Regions from separate parts of the Homo sapiens genome. Here region 2 is linked to region 1. Evidence: chromatin loops called from intact Hi-C (ENCODE). Cell type or tissue: Calu3. All regions are shown on one strand. Each heading gives the region's core, and the rest is flanking DNA. Links, peaks and the distances in the headings are about the cores only.

Evidence for each region. A loop is a pair of places that touch in the nucleus more often than their neighbours do. Peaks named below come from ENCODE experiments on the same cell type or tissue, not always from the same donor. Only the 100,000 strongest peaks of a DNase experiment are listed, where the experiment ranks them.
Region 2: it touches region 1 in a loop (6-fold over the local background); 2 of 110 quality-filtered maps call a loop at or near these places.

Annotation. Positions count from the first base shown.
Region 1 is chrX:109,825,078-109,836,545 of GRCh38, forward strand. No RefSeq gene overlaps it. Among named protein-coding and RNA genes, the nearest start is that of ACSL4, 98 kb to the left of the region's middle. In Calu3, for the core only: no CTCF peak of the experiment used is centred there; a DNase peak (open chromatin) is centred at 5,774.
Region 2 is chrX:109,881,083-109,892,550 of GRCh38, forward strand. No RefSeq gene overlaps it. Among named protein-coding and RNA genes, the nearest start is that of TMEM164, 120 kb to the right of the region's middle. RefSeq lists an enhancer at 9,858-10,152 and a silencer at 9,936-10,005. In Calu3, for the core only: a CTCF peak has its summit at 5,254 (motif pointing left); a DNase peak (open chromatin) is centred at 5,229.

The DNA of each region.
Region 1 (11,468 bases), core at 2,195-10,194:
TATGCAGCAGCTGCTGCTGGGCCGGGGGTAGTCTTCACCCAGAAAGGCCCCATCCCCTCTACGCCTCCAACGTTGGGTGACTGTCCTCCAATAAGTCCACCATGGAGAAGTCTTCTTCTTCTTGGTTCCCTCATAATTTATTTTAGATTCTTTGCTGATAAGAAAGTGATATGTGGTCATGTAGAAATTTAGACAAAGTTCCACGAAAAAAGGGTCAAGAAGCAGAAAAACCCATCAGCCATGTATAATCCCATTGCCCAGTAGTAACCCATATTAACATAGTAAGGTGTCTTTCCTGGCCTTTATTGTTCCAAGTTTTCTTGACATGGTTGAGATCTTACTACCTGAAAATTGTAGCTACCATTTTATTGCCTGTTGTTTTTCTCCTTAAGCATTTTATCCACAAGCATTTTCCATGCCTTTAGGAGTCTTTGTTATCATAATTTAAATGGAGACATCATATTCCGTCTTATGCATGCACTGACATTTGTATAACTTTTTTTGGATAGTAATTCTTAATCTTTTATCATTCTGCACTAAATTTCATGGAAGAGTCTTGTACTGTGGTATTACATGTCCTAATAACCCCTGGGTCTTCGTTGTATGCAAAAGGTTACCTTCATTCATTTGCTGAAGTTGGCATAACCTGGCTCTAAAAAAATTTCCTGTCAACCCCATGTTTATTTATTTATTTATTTTAATTGAGATGGTCTCTCAGTCTGTCGCCCAGGCTGGAGCGCAGTGGCACGATCTCAGCTCACTGTAACCTCTGCCTCCTGGGTTCAAGTGATCCTCTTGCCTCAGCCTCCCAAGTAGCTGGGATTACAGGCGCATGCCACCACGCCTGGCTAATGTTTGTATTTTTAGTAGAGACGGGGTTTCACCATGTTGGCCAGGCTGGTGTCAAACTCCGGACCTCAAGTGATCTGCCCACCTCAGCCTCCCAAAGTGCTGGGATTACAGGCATGAGCCACCGCACCTGGCCTCTCAACCTCAGGTTTAAAGTTGGGGCACCTTTAGCTGCATGGCTTCTAAAGCCACCTACACGACAATGCCTACTGTAGTCCATTCCATGCTTCTAACATGCAGCTCTGTCCTCCATGGTATAAGATGACCAGCTCATCCCAGTTTGTGTAGGACTTCCCTGGTTTTAACACCAAAAGTCCTGTCTCCAAGGAACCACCTTAATCCTGGGTAGATTTGAATGATGACGGGACTGTCCTGCTTTAATTGCAGAAATTCTTGCATCCCCAGAAATCTTTCAGCCCCAACAGACAGAAATGGTTGGTCACTCTCCATAAGATTCCATGGCTGATAAGTGACTTATGGCATTCCTTCTGCCAGAGGCATTTACTTATTAATAAAGATGCTTTCTGAATCATGAAGTCAGCCAGGTGCGGTGGCTCATGCCTGTAATCCCAGCACTTTGGGAGACCGAGGCGGGTGGATCGCGAGGTCAGGAGATCAAGACCATCCTGGCCAACATGGTGAAAACCCGTCTCTACTAAAAACACAAAAAAAAATTCGTTGGGCGTGGTGGTGCATGCCTGTAATCCCAGCTACTCGGAGCCTGAGGCAGGAGAATTGCTTGAATCTGGGAGACGGAGGTTGCAGTGAGCCAAGATCGTGCCACTGCACTCCAGCCTGGTGACAGAGTGAGACTCTGTTAAAAAAAAAAAATCATGAAGTCTTCACAGTTTAAAGGAATGAATGCCTAATTGTGGGATTCCCAGACACTGGGACAAGTTGGCAGGAAAGCTATTTCTGGATTAATGGGTCAATCCCACCTTTCTCCCCACTGCCATACCCCTCTCACTTCTCATCGAATTGAATGTATGTTCTGCCATCCCAATTCTTTCTAGCAGACAATCTGCAGTGCTCTATTACAGTTATTGGGGGTCCTTATCCCCTAGGACATCAGTTCTCAAACTTAAGCTAACATCAGCTTCACTTGGAGGGGTGGCTAAAAACACAGGTTGCTTCACTCCACCCCCAGAGCTTTCATTCATGTGGTATGTGGTGGGGCCCAGGAATGTGCATTTCTAATGATTCACAGGTGGTGCTGCTGCTGCTGCTGGTCCTGTGACCATAGTGTGACCCATTGTGTAGAGGTTAGGAACACAAACTCTGTAGTCACTCTGCCTGGGTTAGAATCCTTTCTCTGGTACTAATCAGCTTCACAGTCTTAAGCTAGTTACTTGCCCTCTTGGGCTTCAGTTTCCCCATTGATAAAAGTGGAGGTAGTAATGGAACCTCTCTCCTAAGATTGTTGTGAGGCAATGAAACCGTGCCTAGACCATAGTAAGCTGCATGTTTATTATTATTACCCTCATGCTCAGGAGACTTGATCTGCTATTTTCCTTCTTTAGACTTAGAGCAAGCTGTAAACATTCAGGGCAGATGCACTCCTACAAGCATTCCTGTAATGCCTGACTACTGGGCAGAGGTTGCAGCTGCCCTGCATTCCCCTAGAGGCTGACTTGCCCTCTGGAGAAGTTTGGATGAGTCAACATTCAGTATCCTCTCTATCCTACCCTGCAGGCTCTTAGAGAGCTTCCAGAAGGTTTTCCAGGAGAATGCACATCAGTGTATACACAAAGCAGCCCAAAGTATTTGAATAACACATGGCCCTCTAAACACCATAGATAAAGCTTAGTTGTTGGAGAAGAAAGAGCTTAGTTGAAATAGACACATGTGGACTTTTTAGTTGAAATAGACACATGTCTGAGGAGAGATGAGTTTGTAGCAGGATGCAAACATACAGTATTATACACTCACACATTCAGCTTGTTTTATTATAATTACTACTTTTTTTAGAGACAGGGTCTTGCTATGTTGCCCAGGCCAGAGTTTAGTGGCTATTCCCAGGCACGATCATGGAGCACTACAGCCTTGAACTCCTGGTCTCAAGTAATCCTCCTGCCTCAGCCTTCTGAGTAACTGAGACTACAGGCACGTGCCACCATGCTCATCTTCAGCTTGTTGTTGTTGTTGTTGTTGTTGTTGTTGTTTGTTTGTTTCTTTTGATAAAGTCTCGCTCCGTCACCTGGCTGGAGTGTAGTGGCACTATCTCAGCTCACTGCAAACTCCAACTCCCTGGTTCAAGCAATTCTCCTGCCTCAGTGTCCCAAGTAGCTGGGATTACAGGCATGCGCCACCACGCCCAGCTAATTTTTGTATTTTTACTAGAGACGGGTTTTCACCATGTTGGCCAGGATGGTCTGTATCTCCTGACCTCATGATCCACCCACCTTGGCCTCCCAAAGTGCTAGGATTACAGGCGTGAGCTTCAGCTTGTTTTGTATTTTTTCTTTTCTGCATTTAGGAAGGTCATTTGGCTCATCTCCAGTAAAGGGCAACCTTCTGCGGATAAAAGGAATATCTCTTCTTCCCTCCAGGAAGCAGAGATAGGCAATTGAGTTTTGCCAATGCCAGGCAGCTTCCCTGACCTCCAGGTAAGAGAAACTTGTTTTCTGTTCCTACTGATTTAGGCTCCAGTTTTTTTGTTTTTTGTTTTTTTTGTTTTTTGTTTTGTTTTGTTTTGTTTTTTGAGGAGAGGGGAAGGAGCAGGAAAGGGAAGGGGAGAGACAAAGGGCTCCAGCTTTAATAAGCCATTAAGGCTCTTCCTGGTGAGCCCTAAGGGCTATTGCTAGTACTAGTGAAAGAGAGAAGTGGGCCAATGGGGACAGTGGCAAACCAGAGAGTACAAGGCTGGTTTAAAGGGGGCAAGCACCACTCAGAGGCAATGGATATTTGCCAACTGAGATTTGAGCCCCTGTTGTTAGACCTTAAAATCTAAAAAAGAAAAGAAAAGAGGCCAGGCATGGTGGCTCACGCCTGTAATCCCAGCACTTTGGGAGGCCAAAGTGGGTGTATCACGAGATCAGGAGATCAGGACCATCCTGGCTAACACGGTGAAACCCCGTCTCTACTAAAAATACAAAAAATTAGCCAGGTGTGGTGGCTGTCAGGCCTCTGAGCCCAAGCCAAGCCATCGCATCCCCTGTGACTTGCATGTATACATCCAGATGGCCTGAAGTAACTGAAGATCCACAAAAGAAGTAAAAAGAGCCTTAACTGATGACATTCCACCATTGTGATTTGTTTCTTCCCCACCCTAACTGATCAATGTACTTTGTAATCTCCCCCACCCTTAAGAAGGTACTTTGTAATCTCCCCCACCCTTAAGAAGGTTCTTTGTAATTCTCCCCACCCTTGAGAATGTACTTTGTGAGATCCACCCCTGCCCGCAAAACATTGCTCTTACCTTCACCGCCTATCCCAAAACCTATAAGAACTAATGATAATCCACCACCCTTTGCTGACTCTCTTTTCGGACTCAGCCCGCCTGCACCCAGGTGAAATAAACAGCCATGTTGCTCACACAAAGCCTGTTTGGTGGTCTCTTCACACCGACGCGCATGAAAGTGGCACGTGCCTGTAGTCCCAGCCACTCAGGAGGCTGAGGCAGGAGAATCGCTTGAAGCCAGGAGACGGAGGTTGCAGTGAGCCAAGATTTCGCCAGCACACTCCAGCCGACTGTCTCAAAAAAAAAAAAAAAAAAAAAAAAAGGAAAAAGAAAGAAGTCAAAATCCCAGCTTTTTTTTTAATAGGAAACCTCCTGATCTTTAAATGTTGTCAACCAACTGAAATTTTAAAAAAAACCATGTCAGTCAAACAAAATTTCCTCAGCACCTATTTGCTGCTGGTGTATGATTTCTGGATTGTTATGAGGGAAAAGAAGACACTAGGGCTTTTAGTGCCGATGGTAAATGAGGTTAGCAGCAGGCAGACAGGCAGGACAGACTAGGAGGTGGGGAAAAGCTGGGAGCCAGAGCCCCAAATGTGGTCCTTGAGTGGGAGTCATCCCTGCTCAGGAGGGGCTTGGTGAGTGGGAGTGGGCTCCAAAAGAGGCACGCTGAGAGAAGCAGCATTTGTAGTCATGAGCCGTGTTGGATCAGAATCCTTGCTGGCTAGCCACCCAGTCTTCAGTGGGTGAGAGTAACAACAACAACTAACATTTATTGGACACTTACATAGTGCCAGGTATTCTTCTGAAAGTTTTACATATATTACTTAATTTAATCATCACAATATCCCTGGGCGGGGGTGGGGGGGCAGGGGTTGATATTACCCTTATCTCCATGTAACTTCATCTCACTGGCACCCTATGCTTACCCCAGTTGACTTTACCAAGCAGGAGCTCTGACAAAGCATGCCACAAGCCAACTCACCACTGTGGGCAGAATGCACAGTTGGTGGCTAACATGAATTTCATGCAGCAACCCCACCCTGACACTAGGAAACCTGGGACTCCTGGCAGTGTTTCATAGAGGAGCTCCTGAACCTCTTCTTTGGAGCAAGGAACTGAGCATGTTAATATGCCAGAGTTGGGGCAGTGGAAGCAGCTATACTATTACAATTCGATCACCTGTCACCTTAGGAACCAATAGCCAGAACCCTGGGTGAGTGACCTACAGGACAGGTCAATTCGATGGGAGGGAGGGCAAGGGCTATCTATGCCCTGGAAAGCTACTTCATAAAAGACATATCAGAAAGGGATTTGGGGGGCTGGAGAAGAGCATGAAGATACTGGAGACACAGAGCATAGAGGAGTGGAAAGGTAGACAAGGAGGAAGCAAAGACAAAGTTGGCCTGCATATAACTTTTCTGAGGGTCAATCTTGTATAGAGGTTATTAGCCTGGCTGGGAAAGAACCACAGAAGGAAGTGGGGTTAGGAAATTCAATCAGTCCAAATGTTGGACTAGGGCCCCTGGTCTCTTTGAACATTTTTTTCCATTTCCTTGCATAACCATAGCCACAGAAGCAGAGGAGGAGATTGTGAATCTGGCCTAAGGTCTTGGTTTATCATTATCTAAATATATATTTAACAAAAACCAAACAGGGCTTTTTAAAGCTCTGAGTCATGTTGTTTCTGCTATTTTTTTTTTTTTAGGGAAATGAGCTTGTTGCTTCATCAAATGATGGGTTATTTATTGATGGAAAAAACTAACCAGGAGGACCGTTTCCCCATACTGTTTAGTAACTTTACACATACTCGGAAGTCTTATTTACATATCAGCTGAGGACTAGCAGTTACTAAATAACAGGAAATTCCGAAAATGTTTTAGTAACTGTAAGGTATCAAGGCTTTTCAGGTAGAGATGGCTTCATGTCCAATTTGTAATAGTAAAGCTGAAGTTGATGGAGTTTCCTCTCTCAACTACTGAATATGAATACTTGGTACCCACTAGTTAGTTGGTCATTCAACAACATTTACTGGGCACTCACTGTTGCCCTCACTGTGCCTAATAACAACAGCGACTATTTATGGAGAACTTATCATCTGCCAGACACTGGGTTAAGTAAATTATATCATTTAATCCTGATAACCTTCATACTTGGATAGAATTACTACCTTCATTTTACAGATAAGGAAACGGGAGTTGGAGACATTAAGTAACTTGCTCGGGGTCAGAGTTCAAGCCAGGTCTCTCTGCTTTCAAAACCTGTGTCCTAAACTATAATAACAACAACCACGACAATGACAACTGACTTTTATTAGATGCTCAATGTGTGCCAAACAAACGCATAGTGTTGTGTATGCATCGTCTCATTTCATCCTTATAATGACTCTATGAGTTCATCACTATTAGTATTATTAGCCCTATTTTGCATATGAGGAAAATGAGACTCCAAAAGGTAAAGTAATCTGCCCAGGGACACACAGGTGGTAAATGAAAGAACTGCAATTCAAAATAGCTCCATCTGACACCAGAGGCCAACTCAAAGGGTTACCTACTCCAGGAAGCTTTCTGTAAACCCTCTAAACTGTTTTAGGTGTCCATGCACAAGGTTCACATTGCACCTTGCCTCCTCTATCAAACATGTTATTAACATTACAAGGGGATTTCAAAACGTGAAAAATGGAATTAAAGATAAAAGTAAAAAAAATATAAACTTTATTTCTCAACATGAGTTCCATCAAGGTGAAGACATTTTTGTAAGCTATAATACCAGTCACTTCATCCATCCCTAAATAATTGACGGTCCTGGGAATTTAACTATGTTATGCAATATTTTTCACATTATTAACTGAAGAAAATTGGTGCCCTCTAAAGATTTTTTAATATTAGGACCCAAAGAAAAGTCAGAAGGAGCCAAATAAGGACTTTAAGAAGGATGCCTAATGATTTCTCATCAAAACTCTCACAAAATTGCCCTTGTTTTATAAGAGGAATGGGGAGGAGCATTGTTGTGATAGAGAAGGACTTTGGTGAAGCTTTCCCTGGTATTTTTCTGCTAAAGCTTTGGCTAACTTTCTCAAAACACTTTCATAATATGAAGATGTTATCATCCTTTGGCCCTCCAGAAAGTCAACAAGCAAATGCCTTGAGCATCCTCCAAAACCTGTTGCCATAACCTTTGCTCTTGACTTGACCACTTCTTGGTAACTATTGCTTTGATTGTGCTTTGTCTTCAGGATCATGCATGTTCCATTTCTGGTTACAATTCTTTGAAGACATGCATCAGGATCTTGATCCCACTCGTTTAAAATTTCTGTTGAAAGTTCTACTCATGTCTGCAGCTGATTTGCATGCAATGGTTTTGGGACCTATGGAGTGGAAAGTTTGCTCAACTTTAATTTTACAGTCAGAATTGTGTTAGCTGAACCAACTGAGATGTCTATGGTGTGGGGATTGTTTCTGCTGTTAATTGTCAGTTCTCTTCAATTAGGACATGAACAAGCTGAATTTTTCCTTTTCAAGTTGATGTGGATGGTTTGCCACTGTGGACTTCATCTTCAACATCTTCTTATCCCTTCTTAAAATGAGTTGTCCATTTGGAAACTATTGATTTCTTTGGAACATTGTCCCCATAAACTTTTCATGAAACATCAATGATTTCACCATTCGTCCACCCAAACTTCACCATAAATTTCATGTTTGTTCTTGCTTCACTTTTAGCAGAATACCCATCCCGTTGCTCTGATAGGGGCTCTTTTCAAACCGATGTCTTATTCTTCTTAGTGCCTCACACTAGATCCCATTCAGACACATTATAACAAGTTAGCACAAATTTATTTTGATGCAAAACAAATGAAATCCATGTGTGGTTTTTTCATAATACACATTTTCCATGAAATTTTTGAAGTCCCCTTGTATTATTGCTACTAGTATTGTCATTATTTGAGTGTTCGTGCAAACACTATATATATATTAGCTCTAGTCCTCACAAAAGTATGCAAAAACACATTATTAGCCTTGTTATCTGGGAAACAGGTTCAGAGAAGTTAAATAACTTACCCAAAATGACACCGCTAGTAGAGATTGTGCTGGGATTCAAATATGAGTCTGTCAGTCTCCATCGAATCAAAGCTCATACGTTTCACACCAAACACTGTCTTCCTTCATTTTGTATTGAAATTATGTTTATGTATCCAAGCGGACCTAATAGGCATCTACAGAACTCTCCACCCCAAATCAACAGAATACACATTCTTTTCAGCACCACACCACACCTACTCCAAAACTGACCACATAGTTGGAAGTAAAGCACTCCTCAGCAAATGTAAAAGAACAGAAATTATAACAAACTGTCTCTCAGACCACAGTGCAATCAAACTCGAACTCAGGATTAAGAAACTCACTCAAAACCGCTCAACTACATGGAAACTGAACAACCTGCTCCTGAATGACTACTGGGTACATAACAAAATGAAGGCAGAAATAAAGATGTTCTTTCAAATCAACGAGAACAAAGACACAACATACCAGAATCTCTGGGACACATTCAAAGCAGTGTGTAGAGGGAAATTTACAGCACTAAATGCCCACAAGAGAAAGCAGGAAAGATCTAAAGTTGACACCCTAACATCACAATTAAAAGAACTAGAAAAGCAAGAGCAAACACATTCAAAAGCTAGCAGAAGGCAAGAAATAACTAAGATCAGAGCAGAACTGAAGGAAATAGAGACACAAAAAACCCTTCAAAAAATTAATGAATCCAGGAGCTGGTTTTTTGAAAAGATCAACAAAATTGATAGACCTCTAGCAAGACTAATAAAGAAGAAAAGAGAGAAGAATCAAATAGATGCAATAAAAAATGATAAAGGGGATATCACCACTGATCCTACAGAAATACAAACTACCATCAGAGAATACTATAAACACCTGTATGCAAATAAACTAGAAAATCTAGAAGAAATGGAGAAATTCCTTGACACATACATCCTCCCAAGACTAAACCAGGAAGAAGTTGAATCTCTGAACAGACCAATAACAGGCTCTGAAATTGAGGCAATAATCAATAGCTTACCAACCAAAAAAAGTCCAGGACCAGATGGATTCACAGCCGAATTCTACCAGAGGTACAAAGAGGAGCTGGTACCATTCCTTCTGAGACTATTCCAATCAATAGAAAAAGAGGGAATCCTCCCTAACTCATTTTATGAGGCCAGCATCATCCTGATACCAAAGCCTGGCAGAGACACAACCAAAAAAGAGAATTTTAGACCAATATCCTTGATGAACATTGATGCAAAAATCCTCAATAAAATACTGGCAAACCGAATCCAGCAGCACATCAAAAAGCTTATCCACCATGATCAAGTGGGCTTCATCCCTGGGATGCAAGGCTGGTTCAACATACGCAAATCAATAAATGTAATCCAGCATATAAACAGAACCAAAGACAAAAACCACATGATTATCTCAATAGATGCAGAAAAGGCCTTTGACAAAATTCATCTGACTCAATAGATCAGAAGTCAGCATATATTTTTGGTAAAGGGCCAGATGTAAATATTTGATTCTTTGTGGACGGTAGGATCTGTGCTCCAACTATTCCACTCTGCTGGTGGTAACATGAAAACAGCCATAGACAATCCATAAATGAATGTGGCAGTGTTCCAATAAACCTTTATTTAGGGATAGTGAATTTGAATTTCATATAATTTTCATGTGTCATGTTATATACATATATATTTCATATGTCTCTGCATATACATATATATTGTTATTTTAATTATCTTTTCAACCATTTAAAAATGTAATAACCATTTTTAACTCACGGGCCATAGAGAAACAAGCAGCATGGTCAGTGGGCCCCTGCTATCGACTGATAATTCCTTGAAGGTAGAGGTTTGTCTTATTCGTCACTTTCTTCAGGATTTAGCCCCAGTGCCCATAGTTGGCATCCAGTAAATATTTCCTGAAAGACAGTGTAGAATAATGTTTGTAAAGAGCCAGACTTTAGCAAGAGCATGGACTCTAGAAGCAGTTTGCTTTTGGTTCAAATCTCTACTTTGTCACTTTCTAACTGTGTGAGCTTAGGCAAGTTGCTGTGAGGTTACTCTTTCAACTTTCTCATCTAAAAATGGATATAATCATTGTTAACTACCACATGGGTTGTTTTGAGGACTTAGTGGGTTAATAAAGCCCTTAAAGAAGTGCCTGGCCTTTTAGTTGTTGTTATTATTATTGGAATGAAATAATACAATCCCATTACTGTCCAAAAATGTGCAATCTTACCAGCCAGTTAACTGAAAATAGCAGGAAGAAATATGAAAGCTTTTGCAAATCAGCACATTGACAACTATAGACTTGTTCCTGACATGTCTGGTGTATCCCCATCTCCTATTTTTGACCTGAACTCCTTGGTGACTATAAAGACTCTCTTGAAACCTTCTACCAGGCCCCACAAACTTAAGACCAGGAACGGTATCCATAGCAGATGCAGTTTGTTCTGTGCAGTGGATTTTTGGTTGGTTTTTGTTTTTGAATTTAATATATTTAGGCATGGAATACACACTCCACCTACTGTAGGCACCATTGCTCTCTTCTGTTTTCAGTGCTCAGCTTTTCCGCTTAGCCCCTGAAGGCCTTTATGTTTGAGACCTCTGCCCTAGTACCTCTACCCAGAGCCTTCATCAGGGACCAGCTACCCTGTAGGATCGCTTGACTCTTCTATTTGAAATCATCACTCCAAAGGCCTGCACTCACCTTTGCATTGACCCTTCCTTTTCATTCTCATCTCTTGCCATTTCTGAGCTCATGCTGTATGCTTTGGCCTTGCCAGACTTCATTCAGTCCTTCAAATAAACCATGTTCTCTCTTACCTTCTGTCATTAGCACCTGCTGTTCCCTCGGGTTGAAATATTCTTAACCTCACTTCACTAGGCTAATTCTTCATCATCTTTCAGGTGACTTAGATGTCACTTCATCTAGGAACCTTTTCCTGATACTTTAAATAAATATTAAAAGCTCTACTGGCCGGGTGCAGTGGCTCACCCCTCTAATCTCAGCACTTTGGGAGGCTGAGATGGGCGGATCACGAAGTCAAGAGATCAAGACCATCCTGACCAACATAGTGAAACCCCGTCTCTACTAAAAATACAAAAATTAGCTGGGTGTGGTGGCGCACCCCTGTAGTCCCAGCTACTTGGGAGGCTGAGGAAGGAGAATCG
Region 2 (11,468 bases), core at 1,282-9,281, 55 kb after region 1:
CTCAGCCTCCTGAGTTGCTGGGATTACAGGTGCCAGCCACCAAGCCCAGCTAATTTTTGTATTTTTAGTAGAGACAGGGTTTCACCATGTTGGCCAGGCTGGTCTTGAACTCCTGACCTCAGGTGATCCACCCATCTCGGCCTCACAAAGTGCTGGGATTACAGGCGTGAGCCACCGTGCCCAGCCCATGATCCAATTTTTATATTTCTTTATTGAAATATAATTCACATACAATAAAATTCACCAATTTGAAAGTATATAAACCCATGGTTTCTAATATATTCAAAGTTGTGAAATCATCATCACTATCTAATTTCACACTTTTCTTCACCCCAAAAAGAACCCCCAGATCTTTTAGCTATTACCCCTTATTCCTCTTCTCCTCACCAACCATGAATGTGTTACCTGTCTCCATAAATTTGTCTATTCCGGAAATTTCATATAAATGGAATCATACAATACATGGCCTTTTGTGACTGGTTTATTTCAACTGGCATAATGGTTTCAAAGGTCATGTTATAGCACAACTTCATTCCATTTTGTAGTGGAATAATATTCCATTGTACGGTTATACCACATTTTGTTTATCCACTAATTGGTTGATGAACATTTAGGTTGTTTCCACTTTTTGACAATTATGAATAATATTGCTATGAACATTTGTGTACAAGTTTTTGTATGAGCATAGGTTTTCATTTCTCTTGGGTATATATGTAAGAGTTACATGACTGAGTCATATAATAACTATACTAATATTTGTTGACTGACACACTTTTATTCAGGACTCTGCTCAAAGGGTACCTCCTCTGAGAGGCCTTCCCTGACCACTCCATCTAAACTAATTACCCATCCCCACCATCACATTACCCTATTTTGTTTTCTACGTAGCACTTTCCACTATCTAAAATAATCTTGTTTATTGTTTCAGTCTCTCCCTACTAGAACATCAACTCTACAAGGACAGAATGTTGTCAATCTTGCTCACTGCTGTGCCCTCAGTACCTACGGACAATGAGCAGCACACAGAGAATATTCAATAACTATTTGCTGACTACAGGAATTAATCTATGGCAGAAATGTTCTTTTTTCCTACCACAGGGAGTATTTACAAATCTACTAATGACTATTTTAGTGCTTTTCTATTCCTTTAATTGTTCTTTGGGAAAAGTAAAAACTCACTCATTTCAATTATAGGAAGAAATAGCTATAGCAAAGACTGTGTCGATTATTTGACTTAGATTTGCCCTTCCCATCCAACCCTTTCATCTCCACCCCAGGGATTGCAAAATTCAACCAAAACAGTATTCCTTTAGCGGCTGATCCCTAAGATTGAGAGGGATCGGGGAGACCAAGGTGGGCAGATTGCTTGAGTCCAGGAGTTTGAGATCAGCCTGGGGAACAGGGTGAAACCCCGTCTTTACAAAAAATACAAAAATTAGCTGGGTGTGGTGGCATGCAACTCTGGTCCCAGCTACCTGGGAGGCTGAGGTGGGAGGACCACTTGAACCCAGGAAGCAGAGGTTACAGTGAGCTATGATCATGACACTGCATTTCAGCCTGGGTGACAGAGCAAGACCCTGTCTCAAAAAAAAAAAAAAAAAATTAGATGAGGGTATTAAAGGAAAGAAAACTCCAGTGAGTAAAATGAGTTGTGAGATGCCCCATGTTGCAGAGTTGTAAATTGAGGGTTTCTCCTTTGAAAAATGAGGCACTCTTCAAAATGCCTAGAATTCCTTTTTTTTTTTTTTTTTTTTTTTTGAGACAGAGCCTCACTCTGTCGCCCAAGCTAGAGTGCAGTAGCAGGATCTCGGCTCACTGCAACCTCCGCCTCCCGGGTTCAAGCGATTCTCCTGCCTCAGCCTCTTGAGTAGCTGGGATTACAGGCACGCGCCACCACGCCCACCTAATTTTTGTATTTTCAGTAGAGACAGGGTTTCACCATGTTGGTCAGGCAGGTCTCAAACTCTTGACCTCGTGATCCACCCGCCTCGGCCTCCCAAAGTGCTGGGATTACAGGCATGAGCCACCAAGCCCGGTCCCGATCTTTAGATATAAATTTAAACGCATTTTTCCCTGGCAATACTCATATATCTAACCTGGAAATATTTCTAAGAAGAACAGTACTAGTTTGTTATAGCTTTATCAGGTAATGACAGAAAAGTTGTGTGATAACTTGGTTTTGACCCTGAAAAACAGTCATTTGCGTAAAACAAATGGTGCAAGTGTTGAGGGTAATGGGAGGAGGGTTATCTGAGGATTTTTTTCTCTTCTTCTTCTTCTTTTTTTTTTTTGAGACAGGGTCACACACAGTCTCACTCAGTCACCCAGGCTGGAGTATTGTTATCACGGTTCACTGCTGCTTCAACCTCCTCAGACTCAGTGATCCTCCCAACTCAGCCTCCCAAGTAGCTGGGACTACAGGCATGTGCCACCACGTCTGGCTATTTTTATTTTTTATTTTTTAGTAGAGATGGGGTTTTGCCACATTGGCCAGGCTGGTCTTGAACTCATAAGATCAACCGATCTGCCCACCTCAGCCTCCCAAAGTGTTGGGATTAGAGGAGTGAGACACAGCGCCCAGCCTTTTTCTCTTCTTTTTTTTTTTCTTTTTTTGAGACGGAGTCTCGATCTGTCACCCAGGCTGGAATACAGTGGCGCGATCTCCTCTCATTGCAACCTATGCCTTCCGGGTTCACACCATTCTCCTGCCTCAGCTTCCCGAGTAGCTGGGACTACAGGCGCCCGCCACCATGCCCGGCTAATTTTTTTTTTTTTTGTATTTTTAGTAGACACGGGGTTTCACCGTGTTAGCCAGGATGGTGTCGATCTCCTGACCTCATGATCCGCCTGCCTCAGCCTCCCAAAGTGCTGGGATTATAGGCGTGAGCCACAGCGCCCGGCCCTTTTTCTCTTCTTAATAGGAAATGATATCAAAATTTGTATGGAAAATGTTTTCCTAACTGGTTTGCTTCAATTTGCCTTCATATGCCCCTGTTTGAGAGTGGAGGCTTAAAAAAATTCTAGATGCAGAATTGAATCGTGTGATAACTCATTAACATTTCAGGAGAAATCAGAGTTGCCTGTATAACATTTTTGTATGCATCCTAATACCTTCCCTCATAACTTTGCATGTCAAGGATACCTTTCAGGAAGTGTTCGTTGTTTGAAATTTCTGGTTGAATATATTAAAGCTTTAAACAAGCATGTGTTGGGTATAGTCTTGGATAGAGAGTAGAGGCCTGGCAGGAGGAGTAGAGACCGTTTTCTAGAGCTTTCCCCAAGTTGGAAATTCTCCCAAATGTAATCACTTCTTAAAAGGAAGTTTTAAGTAGAATAGCTCAAAGTGCAAAAGAAAAGTAATCACAGTGTAAATGTTTATAAACGTAGATACATTTCTTACAACCATTTATTTGCTAATGCATGCCTGGTGTCTATAATAATATACAAAGCAGTGTGGAGTAAAACTAACAAGGTGAAGAGGAATATACTCAGGTCACCATTTACATGCAGTTTAAAAAGACGCAGAAGAACACTACATATTGTTTATGGATGCACTTATATGACGTAAAAGTACAAAAATGTGCACAAGAAGGACAATGTTCACATTCAGGGTCTTTGTAGATAGTAGGAGGATGAGAGCAGGATAATACACGGAGACCTCATTTGTATCAGTCACCTTTTGGTAAATGTTACTGAAATGTAATATATATATATATATATATATATATATATATATATAATAAATTGAAGGTGTACCCATGTAATCAGTGCTGTATCTGTGAAGTTTTGATTTGATTCCTTTATTATTTTATTATTATTATTTTTTGTTTTTCTTTGAGATGAAGTCTTGCTCTGTTGCCCAGGTTGTAGTGCAGTGGCTCCATCTCAGCTCGCTGCAACCTCCACTTCCCGGGTTCAAGCAATTCTTCTGCCTCAGCCTCCTGAGTAGCTGGGACTACAGGTGTGTGCCACCACGCCTGGCTAATTTTTGTGTTTTTAGTAGAGACAGGGTTTCACTATGTTGGCCAGGCTGGTCTCATCTTTCTAACCTCAGGTGATCCGCCCCCTTTGGCCTCCCAAAGTGGTGGGATTACAGGTGTTAGCCACTGCACCCAGCCATGCCTGAAATATTTAAAGGGAAAAAAACAAAACAAAACAAAACTCCACAAGGTCCCTGTAGGGCCAAGGGAAAACTTCCCATTCACCCTCTGAAGTTTCACTAAAAATCACTGACAAGAGGCAAATGAGCAGGAGAAAAGGCATACAAATTTATTTAACATGTATGGGAGTCTTCATTCTGAAGACTCAAGGATACAGAAGTTGTCCATTTTTATGCTTAGGTTCAACAAAGTATGGACAGCCGTGTGGAAATGTGGTTGGACAAAAAGAGTATGATCTAATGAATAGACTTGAGTGGAGGAAACCCAGCAAGTCCTCTCTAGATTCTTTTAGGCCTCTCTGAGCACGCATTCCTTCCTTCTGGGTGTGGGGCAGGACCCTCTCTGGAATGGGAGGTCTTATGACCTACAGTCAAACAAGGTAGGTCACATCATTTCTTTATGGCTGGTTTTGACACAGAAAAGTGGAAGGAAAATTAGAGCAGTATTTTTACGTTTTGTGTCTGGCTTTGGGGGAGAGGGGTTCTGGTTTCCATGACCTGTTTTGGGGAAGAGCGATTCTAGTTTCCTTGGCTAGCCTTGGGTGAGAAAGGGACTGAGAGACAGGAGGGCAGGAGAAGGTCAGAGAAAAACTTCTGCTCCTGTGGATGCTGCTGAGGCCTTCATTTTGGGGTATTGTTTTCTGAATCCCAACAGCCCCAAGTGTTAGAGTACCCACTCCTTTAAATTCCCTTTCGCCTGTAAAGGCCTATGAAAATCCAATCAAAAAGAATCTTTGGGCAAAGTGATTTAAAAAACATAAGCACTACAAGTTACAATATGTCATTTTTCATTTTATGTCATTTTAATGTATGCTATCATATCAAAATTTAAAGAATTGTATTGACTTGGATCCAATGAGAGGGAATTTAATGTATATTGGGGCAAACTTCCCCCTTTTTTTCTTCAGCCACCTCCTAGCCGAACCCCAAATTTCCACAAAACTGATGGGGGGTTCTATTGTCTGCCAGAGAATCAATCCCCTTTCTCCTCCCAGTGATGGAAAAAAAAGAAAAATAAATTGGGGGGAAGGGAACATGGGCTCAAGGTTGTTTTGGTTTGGATGCTACCAATGTTGCCCTCTGCTGGTGGAACGCTCAACTTGCAGATGACCAGTTGCGTTCTTTTGCTGCTGTCAATCTAGTCCAACCCCAATTTATAAACAGGCTGTGCATGCTGAAATTCACTGTTTAAAGCTTACCTGCATTTTCCCATAAATGGAATCACTGTTTCTCACAGTGGCTGAGCCCCCAGGGTCACCTCCCAAATCAATAAAGTAATCAAAACCTACCCATGTTTCTAGGGAAAATGCTATTTGGATTAAGTATTCACCAAGTGTTTCCTATGTGCAAGGTATTGCAAGGGGTAAAAATGTAATTCAAGAAGAGTCTTTGCCTCTAAGACAGTTATTTATCTTGTTAGGAGAAATAAAACATTAGCATGAGAGACTATAAGAAGCTATCTGAAGTGGCCTCTTGTAGTATATGCAGGGAAGAGCGGTACATTCAGAGAGATACATATGGGAAACAATGAAGATCAAAAAGAGGAAGATATCCCTTCTGGGAAGGAGAAACAGGGGAAAGCTTTTTGAAAGCAGTTGAAGTTGAGATGAACAATGACAGTAAAGGGGGTAGTTTGTTTCAAGGAGAAGTAATTATGGAAGCAAAAGCATGGAAGTAGGAAAACATGGGTTGTGGTCTAGAAATGGCAAATAATCCCTCCTATTGAGACAGAGTATGAGGGGAGAATCCAGATATGTAACTAACCGGAAGGTCCCAGGCTATCCTTGACAGCAGGAATAGGGACAACTTGTTGGAACTGCTTGGAGCTGGACAATGACTCCCCTCATTCAGGTGGTTCTGGGTGAGGGGGTAAAGATGGATAGTCCAGCGGATTGAAGACTGTGAGTTGCTGGGGAAAGGATGCTGGGATCTAGAATAGGTTTGTGAATTTGGAAGAGAAGCCCTGGTGAGGGCTGGGAAGTGAGCAGGAGATAGGGAACAGAGTCCCCCAATTTTCCCCATTCTGTCCCACTTCTCTATTCTCTTCTCTCTCATTTGTGGCCAGCCCAAGCAAGAGACTGGCACTGAAAGAACAAGAGGGTGAGGTGGGAAAACTTCAGGGGTAGCATGACTGGCTGAGAAGGATAGGATTCTCTCCCTTTTTCTCTCCCTTGACACTGTTATCTACTGCCTGCAGGGGAGGCAGGGGTCTTGGTAGTGGGTAGAGGAGGGGAGGTGAGAGTAGCTATGGAAATCAGGGGCTAAAAGGGATTTTTCCTTCATTCTTCTTCACCCTTCGAAGATAGCCTTTGTCACTGCTTGCCCTGCCAGGCGCCTGGCCTACAAGGGGCGAAAAATGGAGAAAGAGATGGATATCCTCCAGCCATGCAGCTAGGGTGTCAGTTCTTCTTTTTTTTTTTTTTTTTCTTTTCTTTCTTTTCTTTTCTTTTCTTTTTTTTTTGTTGTTTGTTTGTTTTTTTGAGACAGAGTCTTGCTCTGTTGCCCGGGTTGGAGTGCAGTGGCACGATCTCGGCTCACTGCAACCTTCACCTCCCGGGTTCAAACCATTCTCCTTCCTCAGCCTCCCAGGTAGCTGGGACTACAGGCATGCGCCACCACACCCAGCTAATTTTTTTGTATTTTTAGCAGAGATGGGGTTTCACCATACTGACCAGGCTGGTCTCGAACTCCTCACCTCAAGTGATCCGCCCGCCTTGGCTTCCCAAAGTTCTGGGATTACAAACATGAGCCACCACACCCGACCAGGGTGGCAGTTCTTGGGTGGCAAATAGATGTGGTTAGTCAGACATCCATCAGAGAGGCTGCCTACCTCTTTTTCCTACGTAAACGGAGGGAAAATTTATTGCTATTTGTGACATTCCCTGTGCAGGAGGAGAGAGCAACTTACTGTCACCAGAGAAGTTAAGGCACGAGTTTCAAACTCAATTTGACAGCAGTAATGATAACCATAAAATAGCATTTAAGCTGGGTGTAGTAGTGGCTTGCACCTGTAGTCCCAGTTGCTCGGGAGGCTGAGGTGGGAGAATCACTTGAGGCCAGGGGTTCTAGGTCAGCCTGGGTAACAGAGGGAAGACCTGCATCTCTAAAAAAAAGAAATAACTAAAATAACTAGCTAGCATTGGTTGAGGGAATGCTGTGTGGCAGGCACTGAGCATCCTTATCTCACTGAATCCTCACAGTAAAAGCAGTACAGATGCAAGCCCTAAGGTCAAGCCAATCTGAGTTTAAGTCTTCACCCTGTCACTCACTAGTTAAAGCATAGTGCTTGACACAGAGTAAAAACTCAGTAAATACGGAATAAATATTCATCAATTAACAAATCAATTGATATTAGTCATTAATATGAATAAATATTACTATATACACACAATCAATCATATGAAGCAGGTACTATTACTATCTTCTTCTTATAAATGAGGAAGTTGAGGCCCTGAGAAATTAAGGACTCTGTACAAGTTTACACAGCTACTAAGTGGCAGAACCTGAATTGAAAACTAGTTGTCAGTGCAGAGTTTCTGTTTGAGATGATGACAATGTTCTGGAAATAGATAGTAGTGATTGTACAGCACTGTGAATAGACTTAATGCCACTGAATTATATACTCAGAAATGATTAGAATGGTACATTTTATGTTATGTATACTTTAACACACACACACACACACACACACACACACACACACACATACACACATCAGTTGTCAGACACTGGGATTTTAACCACTGTGTCATATACATGACCTCTCAATGGGCATTAATCAAGTTTCTATTATTCAGAAGACCCTCCCAATGTCATAAAGCGAGGGCTAAATTTGCAATCAAAAGACCTCTGTTCAAACACCGTATCTGCTTCTTACAATGAGTAAGTGGCTAAGACTTGTCTGAGTTTTCTTGGGCCAAAAGGGGTACAAGTCATACACAAGCCTTTCTCCAAGAGTTCACTTCAGTTGCAGACACTCAGGTCCCTGTAATGTTACTGGATAACCTTGGGGAGAGGGGATCCAGATCAATTTGAGCCCCTGACAAGGAGGGCAAGGAAGCTCTGAGCCAGCTTACCCATTCTTAGTTACTCCTCTTCCCAAAGTGAAATGTGGCAGCTACTGGGTGGGGACTTTTAAGAGGAAGTGAGACAGCTACTGATAGGGGAACTTGAGGAGGGCCCCCTTGGAAAGGGGAAGGAAGATGAGCACATATTGAGATAAACCATTTTCAGGGTGTTAAAACTAGATTAAAACCAGTGTTTTTACATGTCACAAAAAAGAAATCCACACCACAAACAATCCTAGTAGCTACTTTTCCTGCAAAAGTAATCATTCTTTTATCCAAGGTTCCTTGGGGATTAAACAACAACAACAAAAATCCCTCAAAGTCCTTGTCAGCTTCTTTGGTTCCTCTATGACTTTTTACTGTACTCAATGGAGAGAAGTGCTCAGTAACAACCGAGTCCCCAGATACACCATGACATTGCAAGAGAAGATGAAACATGAGGAAATCCACCCCCTTCCCATTTTCCAGACCACATCCTCCTCCCCTGTTCAATCTCCCTAAAGTTTTCACTAGGCTTGTTCAGGTCAGGAATGAACTATAACCAGTGGATGCTGCCCTCTGCTGCAAAGCAGGCTTCATCCGCGGCTGCACAGCCAGTCTTGGCTTCCACAAGACCTCTCTTGTGTTAATGATTCAAAGCACATGTTTGTAATTAAAAATAACAATAATAATTCAGGGTACCAGGCTGACCACGCAAATATAGTTATCCTGAGAGGGGGGCTTGCAGAACACCTTTCAGGGCAAATCCCCCACCACCTTTACATAGGACTGAGACAGCCTAGAAAAGTACAGAATGCTTTACTGTTATTTTCCTCATCCTGGCCCCATGCACTAACTAGACACAGTCTTTCCAGAGAAATACCAACATGACACAACCCCACGGGGGCATTGGGTCCCTCTGTTCTGGATTTGCCTCCTTCTGCTTCACTTCAGTTGTCTTAATTCCATTCACCTTGGTTCTCTGAGCCCCGGTTGACACAGCACACTGGCTCTCTACGCTCCCCTCTGTCTCCTTCTGCTGCCATGCCCTATTGTAGCCATGTCCTTCCATCTGGCACTCAGAAATCTTTCCCAAATGTCATTCTGCTAGTCTCCTGACACCTTCACACAATCTGCCCATCCTCTTGGACAGAGCTGACATGGTCCCCGAGGCTGGGGATGCTAGAGGCCACCTAGTAGCCACTAGGAAGCAATGCTTGTACTCTGTGCCCTGTGCACTCAGTGACAGGCAAGGAGGCTGTGGAACTATTCTCACAATCATCCGGACCTGTCTTCTCAACCCCATTGGTGCTGCCACCTAAGAGATTAACAAGGGAGGCCACTAGACTCAGATTGCTCAGATACAATTATAACTGGAAACATTGGGTTCTAAGGAAACACTGCATAAATCACACTCTTCCCTAGCTGGCTGACTGGCAATACGGTGGGATCCCTTTTGCAAGCCAGAATATGTTGGAATTATACTGGAGTGATGTGGACTATACTGGATTTTTTCAGATTTCTAAACTGCTTTAAGAAACATTCCATAGCTCCACTTGGCAAGATATAAACAAACTTGTAGGAAACTGGGTTAGTTTTACCAGTCAAATGAGTTGGCAGCCCAATTCTTCTGTCTCAAAGAGATTAATGAGCAATTAATTTCCCAGACCAGCTAAGCCTGGGAACTTCTGGGAGCTAACGGATTTTACCTGAAGGTGAAGTCCAGCCCACGTCCGTGGGCCACCACATCAGACCCTCCCAAGAACGCAAGGGAAGGCCTAATTTACATAGTTGCCCTGCCCCCTAGTGTCCACAGGCAGCAATAACAGCAGGCAGGACTCAAGCTTCTAGGTATGGGCAGCAGGGCTGCAGGGCTTTTTTTGTGCTCCACACAATGGCGCCTGGCTAAAGGGATGTGGGAATGAAATTAAGCTCATGCTCTTCTCACCAAGCCTTGTGCCCTGCACAGGACTGCATCCATCTGGAGGTTGACCTCTTTTTTCTAATCTGTCTGCCAAGAGGAGCCATTTTTTTTTTTGGTAATTCTATTTTAAAAATTTCCACATAGCTTGAGATTTCTAATGTCTAAAGCTACCAGAAAGGCTGATACCAATCCCATGTGATAGGCCAGGCCGTCGGCATGTACTCAAATGTATATTCCATTTCTGAAAATTCACTTGTCCTATAAGAATAGCTCAGGGTGTTTGTGTAGAAGTGGCCCCATTCCAGAAAATTCCCGGACTGGGAACTTCATAGTCATCCATCCAGCTATGAACTTCTGTTAGCTCCACCCCCAAAATATATCCTGAATCCATCCACATCTCTCCATCTTCACTCATTTCTGATCCAAGCTAGCAGAAATTTCTTGCTACAATGGTAGCAATACAGGGAAAAACATTGGCCTGCTACAATGGTCTCCCTGCTGCCACTCTGGCCCCTCCACACAGCAACCAGAATTATTTATTAAAATATATGTAAATTCATGTGACTCCCCGCCAATGGCTTCCCAATGGGTTTAGGATAAAATCCAAAGTCTTTCCGTGGGTTACTAGGCTGTGGATAATCTGTCTTCTGCTTAGCTCATCTACCTGTCGCTCACCACTCTCCTGCTCATCCACTAAGCTCAGCAACACTGGCCATTTGTTTTAATTGACATTTTTATTGAGATAATTGCAGATTCACATGCAGCTAAAAAAAACAAGAGCAAGATCTCTCATACATTTTGCCCAGTTTTCCCCAATGGTAACATTTTGGAAAACTGTAATATCATAGTAAGAATAGTGATGTTGATACAATCCACCTATATTATTCAGATTTCCCTGGTTTTATTAATATTTATCCTCATATGTGTGTATGTGTATTTAGTTCTATATAATTTGATCATCCATGTAAGTTCATGTGATGGATACCACCACATGTTAAATAAGCATATCATGGAAAATGGGGTATGCATCCTAAAACAGTAGGTCTTATAGTACATAGTCAAAGTACTGAACAGTGCCATCACCTTGAGGATCCCTCCTATTGCCCTTTTATAATCATATTCATCTCCCCCCACCTCCTTAAACCTAGGCAACCATTAATCTGTTCTTCATTTCTATAATTTTGTCACTTCACAGACATGATATAGATAGAATTGTACAATATGTAACTTCTGGGACTGGCTTATTTTCACTCAGCATAATTTTCTAAAGATTCATCCAGGCTGTTGCATGTAGTTTTTTTTATTGCTGAGTTGTATTCCACAGTATGGATGAGCTTCA